Regions from separate parts of the Mus musculus genome. Here region 1 is linked to region 2. Evidence: chromatin contacts called from ENCODE Hi-C or POLR2A ChIA-PET data. All regions are on one chromosome and are shown on one strand. Each heading gives the region's core, a stretch centred on a gene start or an enhancer-like site at or near the end of the contact. The rest is flanking DNA. Distances are from core to core; before and after follow the strand shown.

Region 1 (5,278 bases), core at 126-2,625, 41 kb after region 2:
CTGTGTCTGATCACTCACTTGACCTTGTGAATGGAGGAACGTTGATAGAAACCAGATAGAGACTACTAACCAGTACATGCTACAGAGGATATAAACCGGCCTTTCATCTTCCGCTCCATCACTTACTTGCTGGCTGCATAATATAGTCAGAAACTCTCTCAATGTTCTCATTTGTAAAGAGTACAACTTTGGTACTTTTCTCGTCTAGCTGTTCAAAGGAATAACATATAGACCTTACGACAGTACAGCTGCACAGTTAGCATCTATCACCTCACACCCAAGGCTCTAGTTACTTGTGCATAAACCACAGCCCTTAAGAGCATAGCATATATCCTTGGAAGTCTGGGTTCCCACTCCATTTCTGCCAATTTAGTTTCATAAAATTGAGTGGATTTCAGTCTCATTTTTCATTTACTTCCAACATGCTATTAATTTGTTGTAGGTGTGAGTTACTGACAGTCTATGTAGCTCAGGCCACTAGGTCTGGAAGTGTCTATTTCTTACAGGTGAAAACATTAAAAATTACTTTATTCTAACTGTTTAAATGCTATCACCATCTACACTCAATTTACTCTGTCATCTACACACCAAGTTCCACTATTCTATTGTTAAAATGCTGAACATTACTTAAGAATTGTTTCATGAGATGGCTCAGTGGGTAAGAGCACTGACTGCTCTTTCAAAGGTCATGAGTTCAAATCCCAGCAACCACATGGTGGCTCACAACCATCTGTTATGGGATCTGAGGCCCTCTTCTGGTGTGTGAGGACAGCTACAGTATACTCATGTTAATAAATCAACCTTAAAAAAATAAAATATTAAAAAAGAAATTCCAAAGAACTGTTTCACGAGTGGAAAAGAATCCGTGGGCAGCTGTCTTTACTGAACAGATTTCTCAGTCTTTATGCTTTTATATCTGAATGCAATGTCAATGCAGAAAATTCTAAAGAGAGTAACTTCTTTTTAAAAAGAAAAGTAGCGCCTGCCAACTCCTAATCCCCTTCAACCAGCTGTGGTTTCTCCATGGTGTTGATGGCATATTTTGGAATCTCACGCTTGAAGACTCGCTGTGTGCAGGGATGACCTCATTTCACGTAGGGCCGCGTCTCTACCATCCCACACTGCGCTAACCAGGTGTTTACTGCGTGAATTTGGAGAAAAACAAACACCGCCCCAGCCCTAACCTGGCTTTCGAATGACTGGGAAACGAGGGCACATCCCCTTCCCACCCTGTTCCCCCACCCGTACGTACCCGAAGGGTCATTGAATCTCTTCAGGGGCGCCTTAGGAAAGGACATTCTGACGCCTGGGTCCAGATGAGACAGCAATCAAACGCCCCAGCAAACTGTCAGCTCGCCTGAATTCAAATTTACCTCAACTTTCCCCCTCAGCCAATCAGAAAACCTAAACCTATCTGGCCAATCCTGCATGGTCCAAAGAGCATGCGCACTAGATTCCTACCGCCGCCCAATCGGAAGGTTTGTAAGTTTAAGCTAGTAGCCAATAAGAGGCTGCTCCTGATCGTCGCCGCAAACAGCTCTATCCAATCACTTCTGGTTTTACTCAGTTTTACTGGGTAGCCCAGTTCGCGCAAGCGCACTTCACAGGCCGGTGGACGCGTCGGAATTTTGGCGTCACACAGGTTTAAAGATCGCAGGCACTTTTCTCCTTTGTTCCGGCGTCAGTGTTCTTTGGATGTCAACATCTCTAGGCTTCGGTCGATTTCACCAGGGCTCACGAGTGTCTTAAATGGGCTCTGAAAGGGAGAATTTTGCACACTCGGACACGCCAGTTTGGACTCTTGCGCATGTGCAGTGACCCCAAGGCGCCGAGGGCAAGCCCAGAGCCTAGTCCCGCCGGTGTAGTGCTCTCCCGGAGCCGTGTGCCTGCGTGGCGTCTTCAGAATGTCCGCCCCGTTTGAGGAGCGCAGCGGGGTGGTTCCTTGCGGGACTCCGTGGGGACAGTGGTACCAGACCCTGGAGGAGGTGTTCATTGAAGTCCAGGTGCCCCCCGGCACTCGCGCGCAGGACATCCAGTGCGGCCTGCAGAGTCGGCACGTGGCTCTGGCCGTGGGTGGCCGCGAGATCCTCAAGGTAGCAAGCCAGGGCTTGTCCCGAGTTCCTTCTTCTGGCTTTCCCGCACCCCGAGCCCTAAAATTCACGGTGTCAGAGGGATGACTGCTGGGTGTGGCAAGGTTAGTTCCTGGCTGGTAGAAAGAAGTGGTAAATTGTTCTGGCGAGGGGTCTCCACGGAGCACTGCACCCACAGAGCAGATTTTGCGCGGGTAGAACTCAAAGATTTTGTTCTCCACTTTATTTCTAAAATAGGTTTGGGGTGCTTTTATTTCCTCCGGAGTTCCTGCTGACAGAAGGCTAAGTAGGTCAAAAGAACGAATATGCGTCTTCTGGGCACCGATGGGAGTCCCAGAGACTAGACAAAAGGATTCTGAACTCTGTTCATGACGTGTAGGCTAATACAGGCACTTACAAGCAAGGCTAGGGTAATGGGATGAGGATTCCAAGATGTCAGATTGGTTTTCTAAATAACAAGTTTCTTGCATGTTGATCTTCATCGTAGTGAAAAGGTGTGTGAAGTTACCTAATTTCACCAAATTTTTAATCTGGTCACATTTCCCCGTTTTTGGTTAAGAATTTATTAAGACTCACATAACAATCAGGCTATACTTTACACCTAGATTAGATGCATAGCCTGTTGGAGGATGACTGTATAATGTAGTGGTGAACGGAGACATGATACTGTGTTTTGTAACCTTGGGCAGGAGAAGGAAAATTAGTCAACAGCTAATTGGATATCAATTTCTGCAACATGTGATTTGAACCTTTTTAAGAAACTGGCCTTTTCTAGTGCCAGCTTCTCAAAAGAGATTGAACTAGCTTTAATAACATTGAGTTTAAAAGAGAGAGCACTTTTAAGGCAGGTGTTGTGGTGCACGCTTTTAATCCCAGCATTTGGGAACCTTAGGCAGGTAGATCTCAGCTCAGCGAATTAGGCCAGCAAGCCAGATGTACTAAGCCAGCTCCATGACTCCATAGAGCAGTGGTTTTCAGCCTTTCCTAATGCTTCGCTCCATTAATAAAGTTCCTCATGGCCGGGTGTGGTGGGCACACGCCTTTAATCCTAGCACTCAGGAGGCAGAGGCAGGGGGATTTCTGAGTTTGAGGCCAGCCTGGTCTACAAAATGAGTTCCAGGACAGCCAGGGCTTTACAGAGAAACCCTGTCTTCAAAAACAAACAAAAAAGTTCCTCATGCTGTGGTGGCCCCCAACAATAAAAACAGTGTCCTTGATACTTCATAAGTGTAATTTTGCATTTACGAATCTGTCATTAAATATCTGGTATGTAGGATATCTGATATGTGACCTTGAAAGAGGTTGAGATGAACAGGCTGAGGACTGACAGACTCTGCTTCAAGAAAACAAAACATAGTCACCAGGTGGTGGCTGTACACACCTTTAATACTAGCATTCAGGAGGCAGAGACAGGATTTCTGTGAGTTTGAGGCTCTTGGTCTATAGAGCAAGTTCCTGGGCAGCCAGGGCTACACAGGGAACACCCACCCCCTTAAAAAATGCAAAACAAAAGAAGGAAAACAAAAAATAGGACATTTTTTCTAGTTTTAGTAGGAGTCCCTGTCTTGTTCATATTAATTAATTGGTAAAGCGTTTTATATGTTAATGTTGCGTTCTATCATAAAGAGTAGTATGTCTTCTCCTGTTTTGTGTAGTGGTGGTGGTCCCTGTGTGTTTCTTCCATGGTAAAGTTGTCAGATTTGTAAACTGGACTCTGATTAGGCGAAAGTTCAAGGTTGAGCACCTACAGGTAGGGGAACTTGGCCTAAGATGTGCCTTAGCTTGGAATGAGCCAAATCTTAATGATGAGAATTTATAAAGCTTAATGAAATACTGTAATTCTATTACCTTATATTGATTTTCCAGGGGAAACTGTTTGATTCTACAATTGCTGATGAAGGAACATGGACTTTGGGTAAGAGAAATCTGTTATGATTCATACACTTAAAAATTGGATCATGGTATCATTTCTCCTTTATATTGTCTTGTCTTTGTAGCTGTGAAAGATGGAGAAAAACGTGTTGAGAGCAATTGTCTATCAAAACTACCTAATAGGGGGCTGGTGAGATGGCTCAGCGGTTAAGAGCACTGACTACTCTTCCGAAGGTCCTGAGTTCAGATCCCAGCAACCACATGGTGGCTCACAACCACCCGTAATGAGATCTGATGCCCTCTTCTGGTGTGTCTGAAGACAGTTACAGTGTACTTATATATAATAATAAATAAACTTTAAGCAAACAGACAAAAACAAAAAAAAAAAATAGTACCTAATAGCCTTTGGAAAGTACAATGTTTAATGATGCACTGTAATTTCTCTGTAACTACTTTCTTTTTATCTTAGAGGACAGAAAAATGGTCCGCATTGTCCTGACAAAAACCAAGAGAGATGCAGCAAACTGTTGGACTTCTCTTTTAGAGTCTGAATATGCAGCTGACCCCTGGGTGCAAGACCAAATGCAGAGAAAACTTACATTAGAGCGATTCCAGAAAGAAGTAAGTCAGATGTGGGAGTGAGTGTGTACAGATACTCCATTCAAACGCACAGGGGGTCATAAGCTATACAAAGGTGTAAAAAGCCTTTTAGGTGAATTTTAAAGTGAATGGTTAGAAAATTGCTTATTATGTAGGTTTCAAATTTCACAAATGTATGCATTTCTGTAAGACCGATGCTGAATGCACACCAGTAATTCATGAATAATTAACCTAAAGAACTGGACCGCTGTAGGTATATAGTATGAAAGGGAGCTGTCCCTTCATTGGATTCTCCACCTCTTGCTTCTGCCTCTTGATCGGCCTTTTTTAGTGGTAGTTTCCACCGGCATCATGCTGACTTCCAGGTATATGTCTGACCTAGACTTCTCGGTTCCTTGTTGCGTATACTCATTTTTCTGTCTGCCAGACGTTTTGTGTCCAAGGTGAGCAATCTAAGCAATCTAATTTCGCTCCCACATTTATTCTACTTTTTATTGTAGTTAGTGGAGACTGGTTGTTCATGATTTAGGGTTGGGAGGAGGGGGTCAGAGAAAGCCCAGTGGCTATGGCACTTACCATGCAAGCATGAGGACCAAAGGCCTACTAGACGATCCCCAGAAACCATGCAGAAGCTGCACAGATATGGTGGCCGCCTGAGCCCAGTGCTCCGGCGGCAGAGAAAAAGGATCTCCCAGGCGAGCTAGCTGGCTGCAGTA
Region 2 (5,332 bases), core at 363-2,862:
ACAAACAAACAAAAAACCACCCTAAAAAGCAATCACATCTCCTCACCACTACAAACTTCCTGAGTACTGAGATTACAGACATGAGTTAGCACACTCAGTTTACCACTCTCTACTTTTCTTTTACTGAACTGGGGAAATGCATTAAGCCTACACGAATACATGCTCATACGCACACACCTTTGGTCACATGCCGTCACCAGTCTGGAACTGCAAATACATTCGAACTTTGGCTAAGGCCCAGCCATTTGGAGATAATATTGAATGTGCATCACGCAAATGTAAAAATTTCCCATTATCAACTGGTTGTGGTGGCTCAGATCTTCAATCCCAGCACTCCTCGAGGCAGAAGCATCTGAGTCCAAGGCCAGCCTGGACAACACATACTGAGTTCTAGTTTGGGTTTCTATTGCTGTGTGAAAACATCAAAGCATTGTTTGGCAGGAGGTACTTAGCTTACCATTTCCACATCACTGTTCGCCCCTGAAGGAAGTTAGGACAAGACCCTGGAGGCAGGAGCTCACACAGGCCTTGTGAAAACTGCTTAATTCCTCAGCCAGCTTTCCTAAACAACTCAGGACTATAACAGCCCAGGGGCTCCGTCCTCCCAAGTCAATCGCCAATTAAGAAAAGGCGCTACAGGTTCACCTAATAATAGCCTAATCTTATGGCGGTATACTCTTAACAAGAATCCCTCATCTCAATAGGGACTCCCTTATCTCTAGTAACTCTAGCAAGCACAGGACCCTCCCCCAAATTAAAAGTTTGCATTAAAAAAAAAAAAAAAACTGGCCACATCCTAGGCGTTTTTATATCAGCAAGACACATTAGTTCATCGACTGTGCTGGATACATTCTGTAGGTCAGTAAGTACTTAACGGGCTTGAAACACGGGACCGTGGACCAGACTTGGAAACATGCTGGGGGAAGTTTACCAGACATGCAATTTCTTTCAGCAGTCTTCCACCACGCAAAATACAGCGGTTCAGAAAACGTAGAAGCTAAAAGCCCAACACTGGAATTCCTGCTCAAACCTTCCTGAATAAACTCGAGGCGGTGCCCGTCTGCCTACCAGGGAGCCTGAGCGTTCACAGCACCGCACAGTCGGAAATCCTGACAGCCTTAAAAGTGCCTCAAGGAACCCGCCCCGTGCAAACTATGAATTCACCAAGTTGACCCCGCCGACACCGCCATTTATGGAAAGTCACTCTCCCCCTGTCCTTAAAGATCCAGGAACACAAAACAAAGATGATGACTACTGAAACGGGAGCCAGCCCGCGGGAGGCGGCGGGAGGCACCGGGAGTCTCCACCTCCGCGCTCCCCGGGCTGCAGCGGGCGTGAGCGCAGCCCTACAGGGAGAGAGGTAAACAAACTCAAAGGCGCCACCCCGGCTCCATGCCCCGAAGCTCACCTCCACCAGCTGGCAGCAGCCGGGGACGAAGTGGATGGAGAGCTCCTTCTCCCGGCCCACCATGCCCGCAGTCTTTGCGCCGCTTCAGTCGCGACCGCAAGCTCCACTAGCGCAGCACTGCCAGGGGCCGCAGCGCCCGCGCCCTTGGCCCTCCTCCCCTAGGCCCAGGCCGACCCCGGCTGCCGCTTCCGGCTTCCGCCGCCCTGGCCGCGCCTGTTGATTGGCCGCCTCTCGCCACGCGTTCAAAAAGGGGCGGAACCTCAAGGGACGCTGTCAGCCCATGTGCCAGTTCTTAAGGAGATAGAGCGTTAGAACGCAGGCACTGGTGCCAAGCGATGGATGCAGGCTTCCTTGGGTTTAAGAGTGTTGGCTTTTTTGTTTGTTTTTTTAAAATCTCTCCTACTTATTCCTTCTTAGTGAAGGGTAAGGAATCGATTCGCCTAGGTTTGCAGACTGCGAAATGCCTAGGAGTCAACCAAGCATGTATTATAGAAAATAGACTAAAACATCTGTAAAGTTAGGAGGCAAGAAGGTAAGGGTTGTCCCGTGAACACAGAGCTAAGGCTGGACTGAGTTGGTTTTAGGCAGTCCGAACCTCAGGCTGGCCTTGGGCTCAGAGAAAGACCTGCAATTTCTGATCCTCTCTAGTTTCCTTGTCCAAAGGCATCAAAGGGTTACAGGAGTGAACAACCAACCTAGGCAAGGTGCGGTTCGTCCTTTAAGGCAAGAAGAAAGAATAAAAATAGGACTGTGCTCAGAGTCATTAACATCCCTGAAAGCTATGTTTTTCTGGAATGCTAAAAAAAAAATGCTGTGAAGTTTGAAAACTGTTTATTTTTAGCTAATTAAAAATAAAAAGGTGTGGGAGAGAATGTTACTTTCTAAAAGGCAGGTTCTTCGTATTTCCCCCCCCGCAGAACCACAGGAGAAACTCAACTGTGCTAACAAGCCCAGTCAACTTTTAAGTAGATTTAACAGGCGTCCTGGCTGCCCTTTGGAGGCTTCACTTAGGGGACGACGACGCCCGGGGCTGCTGGAGCCAAGCCAAGGAGGAGCTGCTAAGACTTAAAATGAGGGAGCCAAGGAAGGGCGGAATGCCAGGCGCTCCTTCCAGCCCTGTGTGGTTGTTCAAAAGTTAATCAGAAACAACAGCTCGCAGGGTCTGACTCAGCTCTCAACTGTAACCTGCAGGTTACAAGCTCCGAAGCACAGCAACAGGCAAGCCAGTGAAATTTACCCTGAAAAAAAGCCCGGGCACACTTTTTCTCCGCCCACTCTCTACCCAACAATCTATTCCCATCCAGACACCCACGATAAGGGATTTCAAAACTCGCCCCAAAACGTGACCACTGCCTGAATTACCCCCAAAGGCCTCATTTTCAGAATCCTTTTGGTTTATTTTTAGACTAAGGATTAAGCTGCCCCTTGGGAAAAGTTTTCCTCAGTCAGGTGATAGTTTTTCTCCCACCCCCCCACCCCACCCCCCCCCACTAAAGAATTTATTCCCTCACTCTTTGGAAGAGCAAACAAAGGCAGCCTAAGGCTCCCTACTTTTCGAATTTTTTTTTTATAATCCGGGTCTTATGGTTATTAAAAGGGCTAGCTATCCCAACACTAAATTATAATAATAATTAGAAGTCCGAGGGAGGGACAAATCCAAGATCCCTCATCCTAATTAAAAGTGAGAATATTTCAAGTTTCTGGTTGATGTGTGTGTAGTTTGCTTCCTAGAGGGGATCATAAAATGTACTCAATAGGAAGACTCAAAATTTTCCACAATTAGTGTGATTCTCAGAGCAACCTTGTGAAGAGAGTGAGAAAATGTTTGCTTGCCTATATATAAGAGTACGGTTTGACACAAGTCAGGCAAAAGTTGGGTATAGCTTATTTAATAAGAAAAGGCTCTGTTTACAGCCAATGTCTGACTTCCGATGGGGGTTGGGGAGTCACGTCTCAAAGAGTGCAAACTGGAACTGAAAGTCCCATTAGCAGATTCAAGCTCCACAAGACAAAAGACAAAAGACAAAAAACCTGGGCATGCACCACGGGTTAAATCTTGCACTACACAGAGCCTTCACTACAGTTGCACTCAATGTGGAGAATGAAATTATCGTTCTGCTTCACGTCTTATTTATTAAACTGGGCTTGATTTCCTGGGTCAGAAACCCTAGATAGTTTATTCTGTGTACCAAGCTTACGTTTCTTAAGGAAATAAATGGTACCGGCTAGCATTTTATTTACACCCTTTCTGCTCGTAGCAGCGGTTTGGAATCGATTTTAGCGCATCGCCGAGCCGCCACCGAGTCTTGAATTGCTAGCTCTTACCTGTTCCATGGCCTCCGGCATTTCAGGCATGATTCCAGAACTATTTTGGGGAAACGCAGCGAGAGGGATCTGGGCGTCTGGCTCCTCTGGCCCGGTCTTTGTTCGCTCCGCCCGCACGGAGCACACGGACGCCAAAAACGTGAGGCGCAGCTCCGCTTGACCTTTTAAATTAGCATTTCCATTCCAACCCTGGAATCTCGTGCAGCTTTCCACAGTGCAGTAAGCTAGCAGCTGATTCCTCCTGCTAGTTTTGAAACTACCCAATGAGAAGTTTCATGCTTAACTGCAAGTCAAGGGAGGACCCATTACTGAAATCCATATGGCAGAACTAAAAACAAACAAGCAAGCAAACAAACAAACCCCTGCAATTCCCTGGTAGAACTTGTTGACTTTGTCTCTTGTAGAAAGACAAGAATGAGCCAACGGTTGGGAAGTACAAGCAATTGATTCCTGTTGTGAAATATTCCACACGTTTCACACATTACGGTAACGGAAACTTGAGTTAAAAACTCCCCCCCCCCATTCCTTTTTTTTAACTTAATGATTCCAAATGCCAATTTAAAAACTCTAGGGGTGGCCCAGCGTGGTGGCGCACGCCTTTAATCCCAGCACTCGGGAGGCAGAGGCAGGCAGATTTCTGAGTTCGAGGCCAGCCTGGTCTACAAAGTGAGCTCCAGGACAGCCAGGGCTATACAGAGAAACCCTGTCTTGAAAAACCAAAAAAAAAAAAAAAAAATCCAAAAAAACAAACAAACAAACAAATAAAGTACATATTTTAACAATTAGTCAAGCCGGGAGTGGTGGCGCACGCCTTTAATCCCAGCACTTGGGAGGCAGAGGCAGGCGGATTTCTGGGTTGGAGGCCAGCCTAGCCTGGTCTACAAAGTGAGTTCCAGGACAGCCAGGGCTATCCAGAAAAACCCTGTCTCAAAAAAAATAAAAATAAAAAAATAAAATAAATAAATAAATAAAATACAGACTGAAAAAATAATTTGAATACATATACCTAAAGAGAACATACTCAGAATATTTAAAGAACTGTAGGTCAGTAATTTGAATGGTAATAAGCTTTGCTTCTAGGGAAGAAAGTGCCTCTACAGCCACTTGCTCTCCTACCTTCAAGAAATGAAGCAAGCTCAGACTCACGTCTTTTGCACCTGGTTTTTAAGTGTCTTTAGGTCAAAACAGTGACTGTGTTACTGTGGCTCATTCATTCTTTTTTCGTTTGGTTGGGTTTTTTTGCTTTTTGTTTTTTTGGTTTTTTGAGACAGGGTTTCTCTATGTAGCCCTGGCTGTCCTGACACTCACTTTGTAGACCAGGCTGGCCTCGAACTCAGAAATCCACCTGCCTCTGCCTCCCGAGTGCTGAGATTAAAGGCGTGCGCTACCACACCCAGAGGCTCATTCATTCTTAATGCCTTTACTTGCAAACATTTTCAACAATCAGACCCCTTAATTTGAAATGGCCCAAAATTTAGATAAACCAAACAGCTGTCAACAGATGGATGGAGAAACAAATGAACATGGAACTCTACGACAGCGGGAGTATGGAAATAATGAAACCATTTGAGAAAACTTGTTGGATGTATTCATGAAGAA

What was found. Hi-C counts contacts between places; a loop is a spot of excess contacts on that map. ChIA-PET counts read pairs that join two places held with the same protein, here RNA polymerase II (POLR2A).
Region 1: a loop to region 2 is called in a map of gastrocnemius, with 6 times the contacts of the local background. The contact joins the promoter of Hmmr here to the promoter of Mat2b in region 2. A Hi-C loop is called at or near these places in 19 of 37 maps with a recorded cell type or tissue (T-helper 1 cell, T-helper 17 cell, T-helper 2 cell and 6 more). POLR2A ChIA-PET finds 5 or more read pairs at or near these places in 4 of 5 experiments (Patski and embryonic stem cell).

What each region holds. Positions count from the first base shown.
Region 1 is chr11:40,732,062-40,737,339 of GRCm38, forward strand. It overlaps Hmmr (hyaluronan mediated motility receptor (RHAMM)), which reads right to left and starts at 1,376. Exons shown (of 18, transcript NM_013552.2): 1 at 1,253-1,376. The coding sequence starts at 1,298. It overlaps Nudcd2 (NudC domain containing 2), which reads left to right and starts at 1,600. Exons shown (of 4, transcript NM_026023.5): 1 at 1,600-2,093; 2 at 3,957-4,005; 3 at 4,432-4,583. The coding sequence starts at 1,905.
Region 2 is chr11:40,691,070-40,696,401 of GRCm38, forward strand. Mat2b (methionine adenosyltransferase II, beta) reads right to left here and starts at 1,613. Exons shown (of 7, transcript NM_134017.2): 1 at 1,409-1,613. The coding sequence starts at 1,471.